3 separate regions of the Homo sapiens genome follow, and regions 1 and 3 are each linked to region 2. A link is an interaction called in ENCODE POLR2A ChIA-PET data of the cell type or tissue named here. Cell type or tissue: GM12878. All regions are shown on one strand. Region 1 has its middle 24 kb from the start of FBN3. Region 2 has its middle 40 kb from the start of CD320. Region 3 has its middle 15 kb from the start of CERS4.

Evidence for each region. Peaks named below come from ENCODE experiments on the same cell type or tissue, not always from the same donor. Only the 100,000 strongest peaks of a DNase experiment are listed, where the experiment ranks them.
Region 1: POLR2A ChIA-PET joins it to region 2 with 7 read pairs; 7 of 35 experiments call an interaction of 5 or more read pairs at or near these places.
Region 3: POLR2A ChIA-PET joins it to region 2 with 5 read pairs; 9 of 35 experiments call an interaction of 5 or more read pairs at or near these places.

The regions. Positions count from the first base shown.
Region 1 is chr19:8,170,717-8,175,716 of GRCh38, forward strand. It overlaps the pseudogene LOC100422633. Among named protein-coding and RNA genes, the nearest start is that of FBN3, 24 kb to the left of the region's middle. In GM12878, no CTCF peak of the experiment used is centred here; no DNase peak of the experiment used is centred here.
Region 2 is chr19:8,266,049-8,271,048 of GRCh38, forward strand. No RefSeq gene overlaps it. Among named protein-coding and RNA genes, the nearest start is that of CD320, 40 kb to the right of the region's middle. RefSeq lists an enhancer at 2,928-3,257. In GM12878, a CTCF peak has its summit at 3,030 (motif pointing right); DNase peaks (open chromatin) are centred at 2,753 and 3,263; H3K4me3 peaks cover 1,468 bases; H3K27ac peaks cover 2,577 bases.
Region 3 is chr19:8,191,515-8,196,514 of GRCh38, forward strand. No RefSeq gene overlaps it. Among named protein-coding and RNA genes, the nearest start is that of CERS4, 15 kb to the right of the region's middle. RefSeq lists enhancers at 2,342-2,431, 2,722-2,841, 3,282-3,331, 3,706-4,559, 3,942-4,041 and 1 more. In GM12878, no CTCF peak of the experiment used is centred here; DNase peaks (open chromatin) are centred at 2,467, 3,179 and 3,887; H3K4me3 peaks cover 1,980 bases; H3K27ac peaks cover 4,153 bases.

The DNA of each region.
Region 1 (5,000 bases), 95 kb before region 2:
AGGGTTTCACCATGTTGGCCAGGCTGGTCTTGAACTCCTTGACCTCCAGTAATCCACCCGCCTCGGCCTCCCAAAGTGCTGGGATTATAGGCATAAGCCACTGCACCCGGCCTAAATGAATGGATTTTCTGCTCCTGTTCAGGGGCTTGGGTAAAGCTGTCATGAGGATAAAAGGATCAGAGAGATGAAGGGGTTATAGAAGTGGGAGTAGTGCCAGGCACGGTGGCTCAAGCCTGTAATCCCAGCCCTTTGTGAGGCTGAAGCAGTCAGATCACTTGAGGCCAGGAGTTCAAAACTAACCTGACCAACATGGTGAAACCCCATCTCTACAAAAATACAAAAATTAGCCAGGTGAGGTGGCAGGCGCCTGTAATCCCAGCTACTCAGAAGGCTGAAGCAGGAGAATTGCTTGAACCTGGGAGGCGGAGGTTGCAGTGAGCTGAGATCGTGCCATTGCACTCCAGCCTGCACAACAGAGAGAGACTCTGTTTCAAAAGACAAGAAAAGACAAGACAAGGCTGGGCGCGGTGGCTCACACCTGTAATCCCAGCACTTTGTGAGGCCGAGGCGGGCGGATCATAAGGTCAGGAGATGGAGACCATCCTGGCTAGCACGGTGAAACCCCGTCTCTACTAAAAATACAAAAAATTTGCCGGGCTTGGTTGCAGGTGCCTGTAGTCCCAGCTACTCAGGAGGCTGAGGCACGAGAATTGCTTGAACCTGGGAGGCGGAGGTTGCAGGGAGGCGGAGGTTGCAGTGAGCCGAGATGGTGCCATTGCACTCCAGCCTGCACAACAGAGCGAGACTCTGTTTCAAAAGAAAAGAGAAGAAAAGAAAAGACGGTAGTTACAGGTCATAGGGAGTGGGATTCTGGGCGTGGGCTATGCCATATTTCACAGGGGTGTCAGCGGGGTTGGGAGCTCCGGGAATTGCCCTCAAGTCACAGGTTCCTGCTTTGTGGGTCCTGAGGCTTCCCTCTGCCAAGGAAAATTCGGGATTTCTTTCTGCTAATGTCTGGGATCATTGGCCACTGCCCAGGCTGCCTCAGTTTCCCCTGGGAGACCAAAAACACAAGGGTGGGGGAAGCCACAGAGCACGGGGTTTGCAGCACCTTTCTCAGGCAGGTCAGGGGCCTCTTGTGACTGGATGAGGCTATTTTGCCTACCCTGAATTCACACTAGGAGAAAATCGTGCCTTTCCCGGAGTATTTACCCACCAAAGAGGAGTAGGGCTGTGAACAGCGTCCGGAGTGAGGTGTCCAGGTATGAATTATGTCTCTGGCCACATGACACTAGACAAATTTAGAGATTCCCCCTAAGCCTCAGTTTTCTCATCTGTGACATGAGAGAAATAATACTAGGTTGGTGCAAAAATAATTGCGTTTTTTGCCATTACCTTTTTGTTTTAAAGACAGAGTTTCGCTCTGTTGCCAGGCTGGAGTGCAGTGGCATGATCTTGGCTCACTGCAACCTCCACCTCCCGGGTTCGAGCGATTCTCCTGCCTCAGCCTCCCGAGTAGCTGGGATTACAAGTGCGCGCCACCACACCCAGCTAATTTTGTATTTTTAGTAGAGATGGGGTTTCACCGTGTTGGTCAGGCTGATCTTGAACTCCTGACCTTGTGATCCACCTGCCTCAGCCTCCCAAAATGCTGGGATTACAGGTGTGAGCCACTGTGCCCAGCTTTGCCTTTACTTTTAATTGCAAAAACCGCAATAACTTTTGCACCAATGCAATATTTGCTTCTGGAGAGGATAGTGTAGGTTAAATGAGATGTTGGTGGATAACCCTTAGCAGAGGGGCTGGCATGATCCATTGTGGACCCTATAAATAGCCTAGAAAATTAGAAGAGAAGCTGGACGCAATGGCTGATGCCTATAATCCAAGCAATTTGGGAGGCCGAGACGGGAGGATCACTTGAGGCCAGGAGTTTGAGACCAGCCCGGGCAACATAGTGAGACCCCATCTCTAAAAATAATCTTTAAAAATTAGCCAAGATGGCCGGGCACGGTGGCTGACGTCTGTAATCCCAGCACTTTGGGAGGCCAAGGCAGGTGGATCACCTGAGGTCAGGAGTTCAAGACCAGCCTGGCCAACATGGTGAAACCCTGTCTCTACAAAAATACAGAAAAAAAATTAGCCGGGCATGATGGCAAGTGCCTGTAATCCCAGCTACTCGGGAGGCTGAGGCAGAAGAATAGCTTGAATCTGGGAGGCAGAGGTTGCAGTGAGCCATGATCCCACCATTGCACTCCAGCCTGGGCGACAGAGAGAGACTCTGTCTCAAAAAAAAAAAAAAAAAATTAGCCAGCCATGGTGGCATGCACCTATAGTCCCAGCTACTTGGGAGGCTGAGGTGGGAGGATCGCTTCAGCCCAGGAGTTCAAAGCTGCATTGAGCTATGACTGGGCCACTGCACTCCAGCCTGGGCAACAGAGTGAGACCCTGTCTTAATAATAAAAATACAGAAAGAAAAAGAAATGACAGTGTGTGGAGGAGCTCATAGAGGAGAGAAACAATGAAGGGCTTCCTAGTTTGGGGGGTCTTCGGAAGATGGGGCCCCATGGGAGGGGACTGGTCTTTGAGTTGTTGAGGTAATTTAATTCATTGTTCTTTCGTGAGCTAATTGTATGTGGAAATTTATGTAAATCTTTGGTAATCATCCTTTGAGGAATCTGCTGCTATCAAGAAAGAAAAAGTCAGTGTCAACCAGCAAAAAAATGGAAAAAATCAAATAGTGATTGCTGTTTTTTTTTTTTTTTTGAGACGGAGTCTTGCTCTTTCGCCCAGGCTGGAGTGCAGTGGCACTATCTCAGCTTACTGCAAGTTCTGCCTCCTGGGTTCATGCCATTCTCCTGCCTCAGCCTCCCAAGTAGCTGGGACTACAGGCACCCGCCACCATGCCCAGCTAATTTTTTGTATTTTTAGTAGAGACGGGGTTTCACCGTGTTAGTCAGGATGATGGTCTCGATCTCCTGACCTCGTGATCCGTCTGCCTCAGCCTCCCAAAGTGCTGGGATTACAGGCGTGAGCCACCACGCCCGGCCTTTTTTTTTGAGAGTGTCTCACTCTGTCACCCAGGCTGCAGTGCAGTGGCATGATCTCAGCTCACTGCAACTGCCACATCCTGGGTTCAAGTGATTCTCCTGCCTCAGCCTCCTGAGTAGCTGGGAGTACAGGCATGCGCCACCATGTCTGGCTAATTTTTGTATTTTTTTTTTTTTGTAGAGATGGGGATTCACCATGTTGACCAGGCTGGTCTTGAACTCCTGACCTCAAGCCATCTGCCCACCTCAGCCTCCCAAAATGCTGGGATTACAGGCATGAGCCACCGCGTCTGGCCTATTTGAATTTTTTTAATCCATACTGCAATGCTAGTGGAGAAGGAGAATGAGTTTTATGGTGTGGTTTCAAGAGCCCTGCAGAAAAAGTAAGTATCTTGAAGCAGGTTGTTATTATTATTATTATTATTATTATTATTATTATTATTATTATTTTCTGGAGACAGTCTCGCTGTGTTGCCCATGCTGGAGTGCAGTGGTGCGATCTCAGGTCACTGCAACCTCCGCCTCCTGGGTTCAAGCAATTCTCCTGTCTCAGGCTCCCAAGTAGCTGGGATTACAGGCCCAAGCCTCCACGCCCGGCTAATTTTTGTATTTTTGGTAGAGACAGGGTTTCATCATGTTGGCCAGGCTGGTCTTGAACTCCTGATCTCAAGTGATCCACCCACCTCAGCCTCCCAAAGTGGTGAGATTAAAGGTATGAGCCACTGCACACAGCCTATGTTGTTTGTTTGTTTGTTCGCTTGTTTATTTCTGAGACAGAGTCTCACTCTGTCGCCCAGGCTAGAGTGCAGTGGCACCATTGCAGCTCACTCCAGCCTCGACTTCCTGGGCCCAAGTGATCTTCCCACCTCAGCCTTCCAAGTAGCTGAGACTACAGGCATGGGCACAAAATGTTGAATAAAATAACACAGCCTTCGTTACCAGGAATCCTCAGTAAAGCAAAGCTCATCTACTACTATTTAGTTTTCGGTTTATTTGTGGACTCTTCGGTTCTTGCAGTGATGTATGTACTCATGATGAATTCTTCTTGGACACTGAACCATATCCTCTCACTGTGGAAAGCTGGGAATTACGCTAGTATTGTTCATCCACCACGTGGTATGCGGGCATTTCTGAACATTCCCTGACTTCAGAAAAAGATGACCCCAGGACATTTGGTGGTTTCTGTTGGCCAGTTCAGACCTGAAATTAATCTTCCTTTGCAGATCAGAGCTTTTGAGAAATAGTTAAACAAGATGATTGAGGCCAGGCGCGGTGGCTCATGCCCGTAATCCCAGCACTTTCGGAGGCTGAGGCAGGTGGGTTACCTGAAGCCAGGAGTTCAAGACCAGCCTGGCCGACATGGTGAAACCATGTTACTACTAAAAATACAAAAAACATTAACCAGGCATGGTGGCATGTGCCTGTAATCCCAGCTTCTTGGGAGGCTGAGGCATGAGAATTGCTTGAACCCAGGAGGCGGGGTTGCAGCGAGCTGAGATCGTGCCACTGCACTCCAGCCTGGGTGATAGAGCAAGACTCTATCTCAAAAACAAGATGGTGATTGAGTCACCTCCTTTATTGAAACCTGTTCTCATTAGAGATTGTTGTACCAAAGATGATGAGACTTCAGATGAACCAACTAAGAAAGCTGTCTGAGGATTTAGGAATTTTAAAAGGTGTGGAATTTCAAAGAAATATTCCATTTTGATGAAGTAAAGGTTAAAGAAGTGCTTGTCTGAAGAGACAGTTGATCTGCATACCACGCAGAACAAGTATTTTGGGATGGGTGTTGTGAAAGTTTTGGCCAACACAATTTTTTTTTTTTTTTTTGAGACAGAATCTTGCTCTGCCATCCAGGCTGGAGTGCAATAGCATGATCTCGGCTCACTGCAAGCTCCACCTCCCAGGTTCAAGCGATTCTCCTGCCTCAGCCTCCTGGGTAGCTGGGACTAC
Region 2 (5,000 bases):
CCAATAACAAATTGTAGTCCATCCATACAATGGACTACTACTCAGCCATGAAAAGGAATACAGCACTCACATATGCTGCATGTGAATGAACCCTGGAAGCATTATGCTCAGTGTAAGAACCCAGACATAAAAGGTCACACATTTTATGATTCCACCTATATGAAATATCCAGAAGAGGTAAACCTATAAAAATAAAATGTATATTTATAGCTGCCGGGGGCTTCAGGGTGAAGGCATAGGAAGAAACTGTTTAATGGGTACGGAGTTTTATCTTGCAGCGGTGGAAATGTTTTGGAACTAAAGTCGTGGTTCTACAACATTGCAAATGCACTCGATGCCACTGAACTGTTCACTTTAAGATGGTTCGTTATGTAAATTTCATCTTAATAAATGCATGAAGAAAGGGATTTGTATGTATCAACTACAGTGTCTCATGAAGCAAAGATTATAATTATTCCATTTACCTGGTGTTTCCCTATCCAATAATTCCCATTTCCTCCAAAAAAACAAATAATAGGAACCTCATGGGTTGAAAGAGAGCCCATAATGAAGATTAGAAAATACACTCCTATAGATGAATAGCAAAGGCCGGGCACAGTGGCTCACGCCTGTAATCCCAGCACTTTGGGAAGTCAAGGTGGGCGGATCACGAGGTCAGGAGATCGAGACCATCCTGGCCAACATGGTGAAACCCCGTCTCTACTAAAAATACAAAAATTAGCTGGGTGTGGTGGCACATGCCTGTAATCCCAGCTACTCGGGAGGCTGAGACATGCCAGCACTCCAGCCTGGCAACAGAGTGAGATTTTGTCTCCAAAAAAAAAAAAAAAAAAAAAAAGATGAATAGCAAAAATATAAAAATATTACATGTCAATGTTTGTGGAGTGTAGCTTAAGCAATCCTTTGGAGGAAGTTTGCAGCCTAACAGGCTTATATTAGAAACGAAAAAAAAAAAAAAGCAGCCTGGCGTGGTGGCTCACACCTGTAATCCCAGCACTCTGGGAGGCCAAGGGGGGTGGATCATGAGGTCAGGAGTTTGAGATCAGTCTGACCAACATGGTGAAACCCCGTCTCTACTAAAGATACAAAAAAAAAAAAAAAAATTAGCCAGCAGTGGTGGCACGTGCCTGTAATCCCAGCTACTCAGGAGGCTGAGGCAGGAGAATCGCTTGAACCCAGGAGGCAGAAGTTTCAATGAGCCAAGATTGTGCCATTGTACTCCAGCCTGGGCAACAGGGTGAGACTCAAAAAAAAAAAAAAAAAAAAAAAAAAAAGAAAAAGCTCAAAAATAATTAGCTAAGCATTTAAGAAGATTTTAAAGAACAGTAAAATAAGCTCAATAAAAGAAAAAACAGGATAAGTGTTAAAATTAGGATCATCAAACCTAAAAGTTAGTTATTTGAATGACTAACAGACGAACATCTGGCAAGATTAATAAAGAAAAATAAAAGAAGTCACAGAAAAAAATATAGAGACAGGCCAGGTGCGGTGGCTCATACCTGTAATCCCAGCACTTCTGGAGACCAAGGGAGAGGATCACTTGAGCCCAGGAGTTCAAGATCAGCCTGGCAACATGGCAAGACCCCCATCTCTGCACAAAATTTAAAAATCAGGCATGGTGGTATGTGCCTGTAGTCCCAGCTACTCAGGAGCTCAAGGCAGGAGGACCACTTGAACCAGGAGTTCAAGGCTGCAGTGAGCCGTGATCTTGCCACTGCACTCCAACCTGAGGAATAGTGGAAGGCCCCAACACTAAAAAACAAAAATAAAGCATCATACATGTCAAATGTTATATTTAATGTCATATTTAATTGTTGGGTACATAACCCTTAAGGTAAGAAATAAGACAATAGCTGCTATCGCCACCCTTATTCAAAATTATTCTGGGAGTTCTAGTTAACAATAAATCAAAAAAGGCCGGGCGCGGTGGCTCACGCCTGTTAATCCCAGCACTTTGGGAGGCCGAGGCAGGCAGATCACCTGAGGTCGGGAGTTCGAGACCAGCCTGACCAACATGGAGACACCCCATCTCTACTAAAAATACAAAAAAATTAGCCGGGTGTGGTGGCGCATGCCTGTAATCCCAGCTACTTGGGAGGCTGAGGCAGGAGAATCACTTGAACCTGGGTGGCGGAGGTTGCAGTGAGGCGAGGTCACGCCATTGCATTCCAGCCCAGGCAACAAGAGTGAAATTCCGCCAATTAAAAAAAAAAAAACCGTAAAACAAAAAAAGATATCAGTAGGAGAAATAAAGAGAATAAAACTGCCCATTATTAGTCTATGACATATCTATATCAAAAACCCAGGATGTAGAAGGCAGCACAAGATAACAGAATAGAAGGCTCCACCAACCATCCCTCCAACAAGGACACCAATTTAACAGCTACACACAAAAAAGCACTTTCCCAAGAACCAAAAATCCCAGCCGGGAGCAGTGGCTCATGCCTGTAGTTCCAGCTACTCAGGAGGCTGAGGCAGGAGAATCACTTGAACCCGGGAGGCAGAGGTTGCAGTGAGCCGAGATCGCGCCACTGCACTCCAGCCTGGGCGACAGAGCAAGACTCTGTCTCCGAAAAAAAAAAAAAAAAAAAAAAAAAAAAAAAAAAAAAAAAAAAAAAAAAAAAAGAAGAACCAAAAATCAGGTGAGCACTCACAGTACCCGGTTTTAACTTTATATCACTGAAAGACACACTGAAGAAACACACTGAAAGTCCTGAATCTCTGACACCACCTCTCCGCCACCCCTGGCAGCATGGTGTGGAGAGTGCCTTTGTGTGTTGGGGAGAGGGAGGGGGCAGCAATTGTGAGGCATGGAACCCAGCGCTGTCCTTTTAGAGCAGAAAGAAAAACCCGACCACACTCAGCTGATGCCCACCCATAGAGGGTGTGGGCGGCAAGCCACCCAGGTGCCGAGGCAAGAGACTGAGGGCACAAGTTGTTCCAGTAAAATAAAAAATATATATAAAATAAAAATAGTTACACCAGAAGACAAGAGTGCGAGCCCTCTGTTATGCCCGGACAGGGCCACTAGAGGGCTCCATGGTCTAGCGGTAATGCCGGCGCCTGGGAAGGCACCCGTTACTTAGCAGACCGGGAAAGGGAGTCTCCCTTTCCTTGGGGGAGTTAGAGAAGACTCTGCTCCACCACCTCTTGTGGAAGGCCTGACATCAGTCAAGCCCCCACCATCCCCACCTGCCAACAGCCATCCAGAGGCCTAACAGTCTAGCCTCTGTCATGCTGTGCTTCAGCGGTCACGCTCCTGTTTCACTTTCATGTTCCACCCTGTACACCTGGCTCTGCCTTCTAGAAAACAGTAGCAGAATTAAGTGAAAGTATTAAGCCGTTGACCTCTCCAAGAAATAATGACATAAGCTGTCCCCTCTCTCTGCCTCGGCTACCAAACAGGGAAGGGCCCCCTGTCCAGTAGACACATGACTCACGTGACCTTACCTATCACTGGAGATGGCTCAACACTCCTTACCCTGCCCCCTTGCCTTATATCCAAAAAATAACAGTGCAGCCAGGCATTCAGGGCCACTACCGGTCTCTGCGTCTTGGTGGTAGTGGTCCTCCAGGCCCCAGCTGTCTTTCCTTCTCTTTGCCTTGTGTCTTTATTTCTACGATCTCTCATCTCCACACACGAGGAGAAAAACCCACAGGCCCTGTAGGGCTGGTCCCTATAGAGGGGGCATTTAAACCAGCCCTAACAAGAGGGAAATTATGGATCCCAGTGGAATTTGAGTTCCTGCAAACTTTGCGACCCACCATGGGCTAAAGTGCTCTGGGTCTCTAAGTAAATTTGAAAGTCAGTCTAGGCTATCAGTGCAACTCCTAGGCAAGTCCTAGTGAGGTAGAAGATAAGATTTGACTTCAGAGGTGGGGCTCAGACACCAGACCATATTGAGGACTAGCTAAAACAGGTGAAGGAAAAGGGAGGGGGAAGCAGCTTTCGATGAGACATGCCTGCCAGTGTGCCGTGTCAATTTCACATTACCATGCTAACATCAAGGAATTACTGCCCCTTTCCAGGCAATGCCCCAATGATTAGTACCCCCTTCCCTAAAAGTTTCTACATAAACTGCCCCTTAATCTGCATGCGATTAAAAGTGGGTATATGCCAGGCACAGTGGCTCACGCCAGTAATCTCAGCACTTTGGGAGGCTAAGGCAGGTGGATCGCTTCAGCCCAGGAGTTCAAGACCAGCCTGGCCAACATGTCAAGACCCCATCTCTGCTAAAAATACAAAAACTGGCGGGGCAGGGTGGCTCATGCCTGTAATTCCAGCACTTTGGGAGGTTGAGGAGGACAGATCACAAGCTCAAGAGATCGAGACCACCCTGGCTAATGCAGTGAAACCCCGTGTATACTAAAAAATACAAAAAATTAGCCAGGCCTGATGGTGGGCACCTGTAGTCCCAGCTACTCAGGACGCTGAGGCAGGAGAATGGTGTGAACCCAGGAGGTGGAGCTTGCAGTGAGCCAAGATCGTGCCACTGCACTCCAGCCTGAGCGACAGAGTGAGACTCCATCTGAAAAAATTAGCCAGGCCTGCTGGTGCCCGCCTGTAGTCCCACCTACTTGGGAGGCTGAGGCAGAAAAATCACTGGAACCCAGGAGGCGGAGGTTGCAGTAAGCTGTGATCACGCCATTGCACTCCAGTCTGGGCAACATGAGCGAAACTCCGTCTCAAAACTAAAAGAAAAGATGAAGATGAAAAGAATACCTTTATGGAAAAATATAAAATGCAAAACTTGCACCAAGAGGTACCAAAAAACTTTACTAAATCCATAAATATTAATGAAATGGAAATAACTTGGGGGAGGGGGCAGACAATATGGTTCATGCCTGTGATCCCAACATTTTGGGAGGCTAAGGTAGACAGATCACTTGAACCCAGGTGTTTAAGACCCATCTGGTCAACATAGCGAAACCTGGTCTCTACAAAACAATTTAAAAATTAGGCCGGGCGCGGTGGCTCACACCTGTAATCCCACCACTTT
Region 3 (5,000 bases), 75 kb before region 2:
CTTCCTTCCACCCCTCTGTCCTGTTTAGACCTTACCCACGCTGCACTGGGTGACTTCACTTCTCCTACCTGCCCCCTCTCCTACAGCCCCTCCGATAGAAAACAACCAGGAATGGCCAGGCATGGTGGCTCTTGCCTATAATCTCAGCACTTTGGGAAGCCCAGGTAGGAGGATCACTTAAAAATTAGATGAGGTGGCATGCCCCTGTAATCACAGCTACTCAGGAGGCTGAGGCAGGAGGATCACTTGAGCCTGGGAGCTGGAGGCTGCAGTGAGCTACAATGGTAACACTGCACTCCAGACTGGACAAAGACAAATACACCCTGTCTCAAGAAAAAGAAAGAAGAGAGAGAGAGAAAGAAGAAGAGGAAGAGGAAGAGGAAGAAGAAGAAGAGGAAGAGGAAGAAGAAGAAGAAGAGGAAGAGGAAGAAGAAGAGGAAGAGGAAGCAGAAGGAGGAGGAGGAGAAGGAGGGGAGGGAGGGAAGGAAGGAAGGAAGGGAGGGAGGGAGGAAGGAAGGACCCACACAGTGGCTCACACCTGTAATCCCAGCACTTTGGGAGGCCAAGGTGGGAGGACCACCTGAGGTCAGGAGTTTGAGACCAGCCTGGCCAACATAGTGAAACCCCATCTCTAGTAACAATACAAAAATTAGCCTGGCATGGTTGTGCATGCCTTCAGTCCCAGCTACTTGGGAGGCTGAGGCAGGAGAATTGCTCGAACCCAGAAGGTGGAGTTTGCCCTGAGCCACGATCGTGCCACAGCACTCCAGCCTGGGCAACACAGCGAGACTGAGTCTCAAATAAAAAACAAAAAAAGAGAAAAGAAAATAAAGCAACCAGGGGAATTCCTGGGGCACACAACTAAGACTATGTTCCTTCCTGCTCTAAACTCTCCCATGGCTCCCTATTACCCCCAAGATTAGATCAAAGTCTTTATTGAGACTCCCAAGGACTTTCTCTACTTCAGCTCTGGTTGTCTTGCAGCCTGATCTCTACCTGCTCTTGCTGCTTCTCACATCATTAACCTTGGGCCCTGAAGGTGCAGCTTCCAACTTCTGGGCCTTTGCACCTGCAGTCAGCTTTGCATAATTGCCTGACTGCCCCTGGCACATTCTTGTTCTTTGAGATTCAGCTTGAATGCCTCTGCTCTGGGAAGCATCCCTCTCCTTCAGACCCTCCCTCCCACCCCTACCCGGATCTAGGGGCCCAGGAGGCTTTGGGCTGGGAAGATTAAGAAGACGATGATGAATAAGTTGGTTCTAGCAGTTCCTTCCTTCCTTCCTTTTTCCTTCGTTCTTTCTTTCTTTCTTTTTCTTCTTTCTTTCTTTCATTTTTCTTTTCCATTAAGCATTTAACCCCCTTGTACACAATTCACTCTTTTTAAAGAAAAAAACTGAGGCCGGGCACAGTGGCTCATGCCTGTACTCCCAGCACTTTGGGAGGCCGAGGTGGGTGAATCACAAGGTGAGGAGTTCAAGACCAGCCTGGCCAACATAGTGAAACCCCATCTCTACTAATAATACAAAAATTAGCCGGGCGTGGTGGCTTGTGCCTGTAGTCCCAGCTACTCGTGAGCCTGAGGCAGGAGAATCGCTTGAACCTGTGAGGCGGAGGTTGCAGCAAGCTGAGATCACGCCACTGTACACTAGCCTGGGCGACAGTGTGAGACCCAGTCTCAAAAAAAAAAAAAAGAAAGAAAAGAAAAAATTGAAATGTAAGGCTGTGTAAGATTTGTTTTGAAACTACACAGTGTCTTTTTTTTTTTTTGTACAGTTAATGCACTACTGAATGTGTCTTTAGATAGCCCTGTCCTGGTGGTATTTTCAACAGCCACTAACCTTGCCTGGTATAATATGGGGGTTGTAAATTGCAATGGAAATTTAAAGCAGGTTCTTGTTGGTGCACAGCACAAATTGGTTATATATGGGGATAGTAGGTTTTTTGGGTTTTTCGTTTTTTTTTTTTTTTTTTTAAGACTGAGTCTCGCTCTGTTGCCCAGGCTGGAGTGCAGTGGCATGATCTCAGCTCACTGCAGTCTCTGCCTCCCAGGTTCAAGCGATTCTCCTGCCTCAGCATCCTGAGTAGCTGGGATTACAGGCACCCGCCACCAAGCCCAGCTAATTTTTGTATTTTTGGTAGAGATGGGGTTTTCTCATGTTGGCCAGGCTAGTCTCAAACTCCTGACCTCAGGTGATCCGCCCACCTTGGCCTCCCAAAGTGCTGGGATTACAGGCACGAGCCTCCGTGCCTGGCCTAGGTTTCTTTTCTTTCTTTTTTCTTTTTTTTTTTTTTGTAGTCAGTGCACACATATCACACATACACTGGGGTTTTACAAAATAAGAGACAAAGCTCTGAGTCAAATGCAAAAGTTTAGATGCTCACTCCATGGTCCTTTCCTCCAGGGAAGTCCCCACTCCCTGAGCCACCCCAGGGGACTCCTGGGCTGGAAAGAACTGAGAAACCCCAGGCCTCTTGCTCCTCCAGAGTTGCAGGGGGACAAGGCAGAAACCCCAAAGGTCCCGAGACCCTGAGCTTGGACACTGCCCCTCTTTTCCTGCAGCCTCTTCCTGTGTCCCCAGCCCTGCACTCCCATCCCCTCCCCCAACTCTGCTGGCCCAGCCCTGGCCTCCCTCCCGCACTCATTTCCGGAGGATGCCCCAGCCTGTTGCAGACATGGGGGAAGTCCAGCCTAGTTGGGGATGTCACAAGGGGGTGGGGTTAGGGCTATTTCTTTTATTTTTTATTTTTTTATTTTTTTATTTTTTTTGAGATGGAGTCTCGCTCTGTCACCCAGGCTGGAGTGCAGTGGCACCATCTCGGCTCACTGCAACCTCTGCTTCCCGGGTTCAAGCAATTATCCTGCCTTAACCTCCCGAGTAGCTGGGATTACAGGCACACGCCGCCACGCCCGGCTAATTTTTTGTATTTTAGTAGAGATAGGGTTTCACCGTGTTGCCCAGGCTGGTATCGAACTCCTGAACTCAGGCAATCTGCCCACCTCAGCCTCCCAAAGTGCTAAGATTACAGGCATGAGCCACCGTGCCCAGTCAGGGCTGTCTTATGTCTAGTTCATACTCTAAATGTTCAGACTTGACATGCCCCAGCCTATCTCCAGCCACCCTCCTCCACCGCCCAGCCCGGCAGCCCACATCCTCACTGACACGGATATCAGGCAGGCTTCCTTCAAGACCGCTGTTTTTGCCCGTTCTCAACTAGAGCCCATAGCCTTGCTCAGACACACAGGCTTGGAAGGCCACTAACTCACTGCCAGACCTTGGGCAAGTCGCTCCACCTCCCTGATCCTGCCCTTCTGCATCTAAAAAGTGAAGTATTAAAGGAAAATGCATCTGTCTGCACGAAAGCAGAAACACAGCTCCTAGGTTCTGGTTCCAGCGGCTCACAGGCTGTGTGACTTTGGGCCAGTGTCCTAACCTCTCTGGGCTTCGGTTTCCTCACCTGTCAAAGAGGAATTAAGAGGACCCACCTCACAAGGCTGTTGCAGGATCAGATGAGTTCATTTCAAATAGTGTCTGCAGCCTGAGCAACTTAGTGGGACCCCATCTCTAACAAAATTTAAAATGTGGCATGAACCTGTAGTCCCAGCTACTTGGGAGGCTGAAGATGGCTTGAGCCTGAGAGCTGGAGGTTGCAGTGAGCTATGATTATGCCACTGTACTCCAGCCTGGGCAACAGAGTGAGACCCTGTCTTTTTTTTTTTTTTTTTTTTTTTTGTGACAGAGTCTCACTCTATCGCCCAGGCTGGAGTACAGTGGCATGAGAGATGAAACACACCCCAACCAGGTGTCTGCCTTGCAGCTGGGACTAGCTTCTCCCCATACTTCCTCCTGTCTTTACCCAAGGGGCCTTCAACTACCGTGCACCTCCCTTCTGAGCAGACACCAAGGACATCCTGTCTCCAGCCCAGACACACACTCTGAGCTTCCTCTATGTGCACCTCCCACAGCCCCCTGGAGATCTGCACCTTCTAACATCCAATGCCACATCTTCCCTCCAGATCTGCTTTCACCCTGTGCTCCCTGCCCAGAGATGGGCACCGAGCCAGGCCCGCCTGCCCAGCATAGTCCAGGCCTGGGGGGTAGACCTTCCCATCCTCTGCCTCCCCCTCCTCCCTTCCCTGGGTCCCCCAGACTCCAGACACCCTCATCTCGGAACCGGACTCTGTTTTGCTCCGTTCTCTCCACTCACCTCCCACCCTGCAGCCCTGGTCACTCTATTTTTTTTTTTTTTGAGACGGATTCTCGCTCTGTCACCCAGGCTGGAGTGCAGTGGCGCGATCTTGGCTCACTGCAAGCTCCGCCTCCCGGGTTCACACCATTCTCCTGCCTTAGCCTCCGGAGTAGCTGGGACTACAGGTGCCCACCACCACGCCTGGCTAATTTTTTGTATTTTTCCTAGAGACGGGGTGTCACCGTGTTAGCTAGGATGGTCTCGATCTCCTGACCTCGTGATCCACCCGCCTCAGCCTCCCAAAGTGCTGGGATTATAGGCATGAGCCACCACGCCTGGCTTAATTTTTATTTTTATTTTTTTGAGATGGAGTTTTGCTCTTGTTGCCCAGGCTGGACTGCAGTGGTGCGATCTCGGCTCACTGCAGTCTCCACCTCCCAGGTTCAACCAATTCTCTTGCCTCAGCCTCCCGAGTAGCTGGGATTACAGGAACCCTCCACCATGCCTGGCTAATTTTTGTATTTTTAGTAGAGAGGAGGTTTCACCATGTTGGCCAGGCTAGTCTCGAACTCCTGACCTCAAGTGATCTGCCTGCCTCGGCCTCCCAAAGTGTTGGGATTACAGGCATGAGCCACTGCACCTGGCCTTGTTGTTTTTTTGAGACAGGGTCACCCATGCTGGAATGCAGTGGTACCATCATAGCCCACTGCATCCTAGAACTGTGCTCAATCGATCCTCCCACTTCAGCCTCCCAAGTAGCTGGGGCCGAAAGCACGTGCCGCCAGGTCTGGTTTTGTTTGTTTGTTTTTGTA